Regions from separate parts of the Homo sapiens genome. Here region 2 is linked to region 1. The links are chromatin loops, found by intact Hi-C in ENCODE. Cell type or tissue: gastrocnemius medialis. All regions are shown on one strand. Links, peaks and the distances in the headings refer to the core of each region. The heading gives the core; the rest is flanking DNA. Region 1 holds the start of NDUFB2 (NADH:ubiquinone oxidoreductase subunit B2). Region 2 overlaps KDM7A (lysine demethylase 7A).

Evidence for each region. A loop is a pair of places that touch in the nucleus more often than their neighbours do. Peaks named below come from ENCODE experiments on the same cell type or tissue, not always from the same donor. Only the 100,000 strongest peaks of a DNase experiment are listed, where the experiment ranks them.
Region 2: it touches region 1 in a loop (4-fold over the local background); 4 of 110 quality-filtered maps call a loop at or near these places.

The regions. Positions count from the first base shown.
Region 1 is chr7:140,695,087-140,697,994 of GRCh38, reverse strand. NDUFB2 (NADH:ubiquinone oxidoreductase subunit B2) reads right to left here and starts at 1,287. Exons shown (of 4, transcript NM_004546.3): 1 at 1,153-1,287. The coding sequence starts at 1,250. NDUFB2-AS1 (NDUFB2 antisense RNA 1) reads left to right here and starts at 918. Exons shown (of 2, transcript NR_024454.1): 1 at 918-1,080; 2 at 1,175-2,659. ADCK2 (aarF domain containing kinase 2) reads right to left here. Exons shown (of 8, transcript NM_052853.4): 8 at 2,885-2,908. RefSeq lists an enhancer at 969-1,278. In gastrocnemius medialis, for the core only: no CTCF peak of the experiment used is centred there; DNase peaks (open chromatin) are centred at 593, 1,034 and 1,334; H3K4me3 peaks cover 1,854 bases; H3K27ac peaks cover 1,913 bases.
Region 2 is chr7:140,160,562-140,163,469 of GRCh38, reverse strand. All of the region lies in intron 1 of KDM7A (lysine demethylase 7A), which reads left to right. Among named protein-coding and RNA genes, the nearest start is that of KDM7A, 15 kb to the left of the region's middle. In gastrocnemius medialis, for the core only: no CTCF peak of the experiment used is centred there; a DNase peak (open chromatin) is centred at 1,236; H3K27ac peaks cover 208 bases.

The DNA.
Region 1 (2,908 bases), core at 206-2,705:
CAAGCGCAGTGGCTCGCCTGTATTCCCAACACTTTGGGAGGCCGAGGCTGGAGAATCACTTGAGCCCAGGAGTTAGAGGCTGCAGTGAGCTAGGATCGCGCCACTGCACTCCAGCCTGCCTGACAGAGTTAGACCCCATCTCCTAAAACACACAAACACGCTTTAGATAACAGTAACTCATTTAGTTCCTTGCAAATGGACGCCAAATGGGTGAGGAAACTGAGGCATTAAGAGAATAAGAAACTTTTCCAAGGTCCCACAGCTGGAGTGTGGCAGAGGTGGGATTTGAACCCAGCCACTGTGCGGCCAGAATCCCGCTTGGAATCACGACCCCACACTGCCTCTTGGTAAAGTGTAGCTGATGATCTAAGGGACCTGGAATCATCCATGACTCTTTTCCAGTCCTGCTCTTACGGAATCTCTGCACACCACTAACTCGGCTTCGGCAGCTGCTCCCTACCTCGCACCCGCTCCCTACCTCGCACCCCCAGCCCTCCGCCCTCCGGTCTGCGTCTCGGGCCACCTCGCGGGCGGCTCTGCCTGTCACTCTCCTAAACGCCACGGCTGCCCCAGCGTTGGCTTCCGGCTTTCTGCTCCTCTCACCCGACGGCGCTCTCTCTGGGCGACAGCCTCCACTCCCTGCAGCCAGAGTGATTTTTCAGCATTAAAAAGCGGCCACGTGACGTCTCCGATTAAAGGCTGCCGAACAGACTCTACCCTAAATTCCGCAGCCAGGCACCGGGACCCTGGACCGCGCCCTCCCTAGGCCTCACCGCCGCCGCCCCCCGCCTCGCTCCAGGAGCGTCCACACCCGCCGCGCACGCTGCTTCCTCCGCCTGGACCGCCCGCGCCGGCGCCGACTGGCTCAGCCCGCTCCGCATTCACGCGTGCGTCTCCCGAGGGCAGGCGGCCCCTACTACCATGACGGCCCTGCACACGGTGTCCCATCTGCCCAGCGAAGTCTCTCCCTCTCCCTCCGGCCAGCGGGGTCCCTCTCCTCGAGTCGCGGCTTCAGGAGACACGCGGACTACAGGTCCCAGCATGCCTCGGGACGCGGCCTCTTCAGGCGCCCCAGTCAAGGTGAGAGCGTCCCAGGGACCCGCGCTGTCCGCTACAGGCCGGCGAGGCCCCCATCCCCAGCCCCACACTCACTGACGGACTCCACCATCTCCAGCAGTCCGTGCGCAGCCGCTTCTGAAAAGGCGGCCTCCAACGCGAGCGAAAGACGCCAGCCGAGTCAGAGCGGACATACTCGCTCCCGTCCGCCCCGCGGTCCCCAGCCGCCTCGCCCCTGCCTACTTCGCTTCCCCGGCGCTCCGCCCGCGCCTCCCGTGACGTCACAGAGTCGCTCATCTCCAGGAGTGGGGGAGCCGGCAGCCGCTCCTGACCCAGATTAGCTGTGAGTCCTTCGGCTGCAGGAAACCTCTCTCCCGAGAGCAAAGCCCACGCATAACTTATGGTTGCTGAGCTGCCCCATGCCTTCTGAAACAGCTTGTTGGTTGCCCCTCTGATCCTGTAGGGCTCTCCCCGTGTTCTGCCCCTCCTAAAACTGAGTGGTGTATAATTCTTTTTTTTTTTTTTTTTTCTTTTTGAGACAAGGCCTTGCTCTGTCACCCAGGCTGGAGTGCAGTGACACCATCTCGGCTCACTGCAACCTCTGCCTCCCAGGCTCAAGCGATTCTCCTGCCTCAACTTCCCGAGTAGCTGGGATTACAGGCATTGTGCCAGGCTAAGTTCGTACGCAGCAATAGATAATGCCACAAATGGCTTGATTCGATCCACTGGCTTTAAGGCTGGGTTGGCATAGGCTCAGGGAAGAGACTGCCGTCTTTTTGTCCCTTTCCCGCCTCCACACTGTACCTGATGCGCACTGGCACGAGGGGCTGCGTGACCAGCTGGTGTTCTCCCTCCCAGCCATCTGGAGCCATCCCAACCCCTCTCTGCCTGCTTTGAATGTCCCCTCAAGACCTGGGAAGGAAAAAATAACATCACCTCCTTGAAAAAAACTGCACCAAAGGAATCTCTGTCCACCTAAACCATACTGCTCACTAAAAGACAGGAATGAGGAACTTTATCCTGGAGAAGGAAAGAATGGGAGAAACTAGTCCTGTAGTCAGGGCAGGACTCTCGGAGAGCGCAAGGGCTTGACTCCATTCGCTGCCTGGTGGTCTCTAAGACGAGCAACATAATCTATGAAGGTGCAGGGATAAACTGTGATTTTACCTAAAAAAAAAAAAAAAGAGAAATTAAGCTTTACAAATACCCCCCCTCCAGGCTGACCCCGGGCCCCTCCTAGTCAGCCAGACGGCCACATCAGCTCAGCTCTGAGAAGAAAGCCCGTGGTTGGGCCTGGCAGAGAGGGGCAGGTGGTGGTCACTGCAGGTCTGTCCCTGGGCGCTGCCATGGAGAAGAGGACACACTGGTTATATTAACTCTCTTCATATTCACCAAAATTAATGCCTGCAAGTGGACAGGCGCAGACACTGTGGCAGAGAAACTGTAGTTCCGGACTAGCGGGTGAACCCGGGGCCATGTTAAGGAAGTGGCCAAGCCGTTCTGCTCACGTCCCCGGTATGTCAGCCACTTTCATCAGTTTTGTTTTACCTTGTAATAAAAGTTACCAAGGAGTTAGCAAAATCTATTAAAAATTACCAAGAAGATAATTTGAAGTACAATGAAATTTGCCCTAAGTGTATATTATGCTGGCAGGTAGCACCTGCATGATATTTATACATAAAGAGTGTGTGTGTGTGTGTGTGTGTGTGCACATGCCACAGATCAGTAGGACTTGATGGCATTTTCTAACCTGAATATCAAAGTCTGGGAACTACCAGCAGTACCCATCTGACCAGGGAGTATAGCGGGTCAAGAAATGAGAAAAACAGGAAAACAAAATAAATTTATTCGT
Region 2 (2,908 bases), core at 200-2,699, 530 kb after region 1:
ATCTCTACAAAAAATAAATTAGCTGGGTGTGGTGGCATGTGCCTGTAGTCCTAGCTACTCGGGAAGCTGAGGCTTGAGTGCAGGAATTTGAGGCTTCAGTGCGCTAAGATTGTGTGATCTTGCCACTGTACTCCAGCCTGGGTGATAGAGCAAGACTGTCTGTTAAAAAGACCTGGTGCCAGGCATGGTGGCTCACACCTGTAATCCCAGCACTTTGGGAGGCTCAGGCAGGTGGATCATGAGGTCAGGAGATTGAGATCATTCTGGCTAACACGGTGAAACCCCGTCTCTACTAAAAATACAAAAAATTAGTCGGGCATGATGGCGGGCACCTGTAGTCCCAGCTACTTGGGAGGCTGGGGCAGGAGAATGGCGTGAACCCGGGAGGAGGAGCTTGCAGTGAGCCGAGATAGTGCCACTGCACTCCAGCCTGGGTGACAGAGCGGGACATTGTCTCAAAAAAAAAAAAAAAAGGAAAGAAAAGCAAAAATCTTACTTTTTATTTATTAAAATATCCTGGATATCTCAGAGAGCTTCTCATATCAGCATGTACAGATATCTCATTCTTTTTAGTAGCTGCATAGAATTCTATTCTGTGGATTTACCACAATTTAACTGGTCCTCTCTTGATGGATTCTTGAGTTGGTTTCTCTTTTGTTCTTACTACTTAACAGTGCTGCAGGATATATATTTTTGTGTGTATGTTTATCTTTATTCTTGGCGAGCATTTGGGTATCCTTATGGTAAGTTTCTAGCATTATCCATTTTGAAATTGTTTTTATCTGTAGTCATAGTTTAAAATTCATGTTCTGTTGATCAAAGACAAGTGTAAAGAACACTGATAATGAAATAGAAGTTTGAGCTTAAATATACAAATTTAAGATTCTTATTTACTGGGGCTATAAGTTGCATTCATCTTAACACAAAAATCAATGTCAGAGAAAATACAGTGATCTTATGTCCAGTTTATATTTTATTATGGGGAAGAGGGATAAAACAGTCTCAATGTTTTGTTAACATATTCTTCCTTTATAATTTAGAAATGCCATTTTTCCTTGAGCACAAAACATAGGAATTTCAAACATCTAATATGGACTCCTGTTTATCAGTTAGTAATTTTTTTTTTTTTTTTGGGAGACTGAGTTTCACTCTTTTTGCCCAGGCTGGAGTGCAATGGCGCAATCTTGGCTCACCACAACTTCCGCCTCCTGGGTTTAAGCGATTCTCCTGCCTTAGCCTCCCGAGTAGCTGGAATTACAGGCATGTGCCACTATGCCCGGCGAAATTTGTATTTTTAGTAGAGATGGGATTTCTCCACGTTGGTCAGGCTGGTCGCAAACTCCCAACCTCAGGTGATCCGTCTGCCTCGGCCTCCCAAAGTGCCGGGATTACAGGTGTGAGCCACCATGCCTGGCCTATCAGTTAGTAATTATAACAGTTTGATGTGTGCAGTAAAATCATGAAGTTGTGAAAGCTGGGGGAACTTATACCATTGTAGATAATTTGGTATTTTTAATGTGCAAAAACTGTTGTCAGGTGAGTATTCACTGTTTCACAAAGAAACTGGAATGTGGTCCAGTGTAGACCTTTTGATATATACAGTATCCCTTGAATACTTTAATATTAATAAATATCAAATGGCTCACGCCTGTAATCCTAGCACTTTGGGAGGCCGAGGCGGGCGGATCACGAGGTCAGGAGATCGAGACCATCCTGGCCAACACGGTGAAACCCCGTCTCTACTAAAAATACAAAAAATTAGCTGGGCGTGGTGGCACACGCCTGTAGCCCCAGCTGCTCGGGAGGCTGAGGCAGAATTGCTTGAACCTGGGAGGCAGAGGTTGCAGTGAGCCGAGATCACGCCACAGCACTCCAGCCTGGGTGACAGAGCGAGACTCCGTCCCCCCCACCGTAGAAAAAAAAAACAAAAAAACGAAAAAACAAAACTAAAAAAGAAAATAAAATGGTCATGGAGATGTGACCTGGATATATTTCCATTGTCTGGAACCCTACAGAATAGTTTTAAAAAAAGAACAAAGGTCAGAACATGAAACAGTTTTGGTAGCATTTTAACTGAGCTGGTCAGTGATGTATGGGACCACTGGTATCCTTGAAACAGGGGCTTTCTGGCCAGTTTCCATCAATGGTTTTGGAAACTTTCTGTGGGGACCACATGGGAGTGTTCCTCTCCAAGGACTGGGTTTGTGGGTTCATGGGTTTTTCCTCTTCTGTGTGAACTGCCAGAGTGCCTCACTTGTCACATATGCTACAATGTAGACATGTGGTTAGTCTTTTTTACTTTATTACTTTTTGAAGGAATCATGGGTTGTAAACTATATGCAGATTATAGGAATTTTATAGTCTTTTTACGTAATTTAACTTGTCACAGGTCTGATTCATATTCCTCTCTTACATTCTTCCTATTTCGGTACTTTTTTGAAGGCTAACTTTGTGTGCCTGTTGTTTTGAGTCAGTTTCTTTTTTGTGCTAGCCTGTCCTTATTTTCTTTATATCAAAGGATCAAAGTTTTCTTTGGAGCCCATGGTGACTGGGTGAACGCAGTCCCTTCTGTTTGGTTCAGGGACATCTTTCCTCTTACCTGCTTTTCCAACCATCCAAATGCCAAGTAGTCAGCGCTGGAGTCTACTCCCTGAATTTTTCTCTTCTTATCTTTGCCTTTGTGGGCATCCAGCCTGTAGTAGAAGAGGTCTTATCCCCAGTCTGAACTTGATTTTTCAGTTTTCTCATTCTTTACCCCGTAAGCAATTGATTATTCTCTTAAAGCTCCAAAGTCTTACACCACTCTCCCTCAGGATCACTTGTTGGGGCCACCCATCTCTTCAGGAGTGTTACCACCTCAGCCCTAGGGGAACTGCTACTTGATTTACCTTGGTATTACATCCTGATA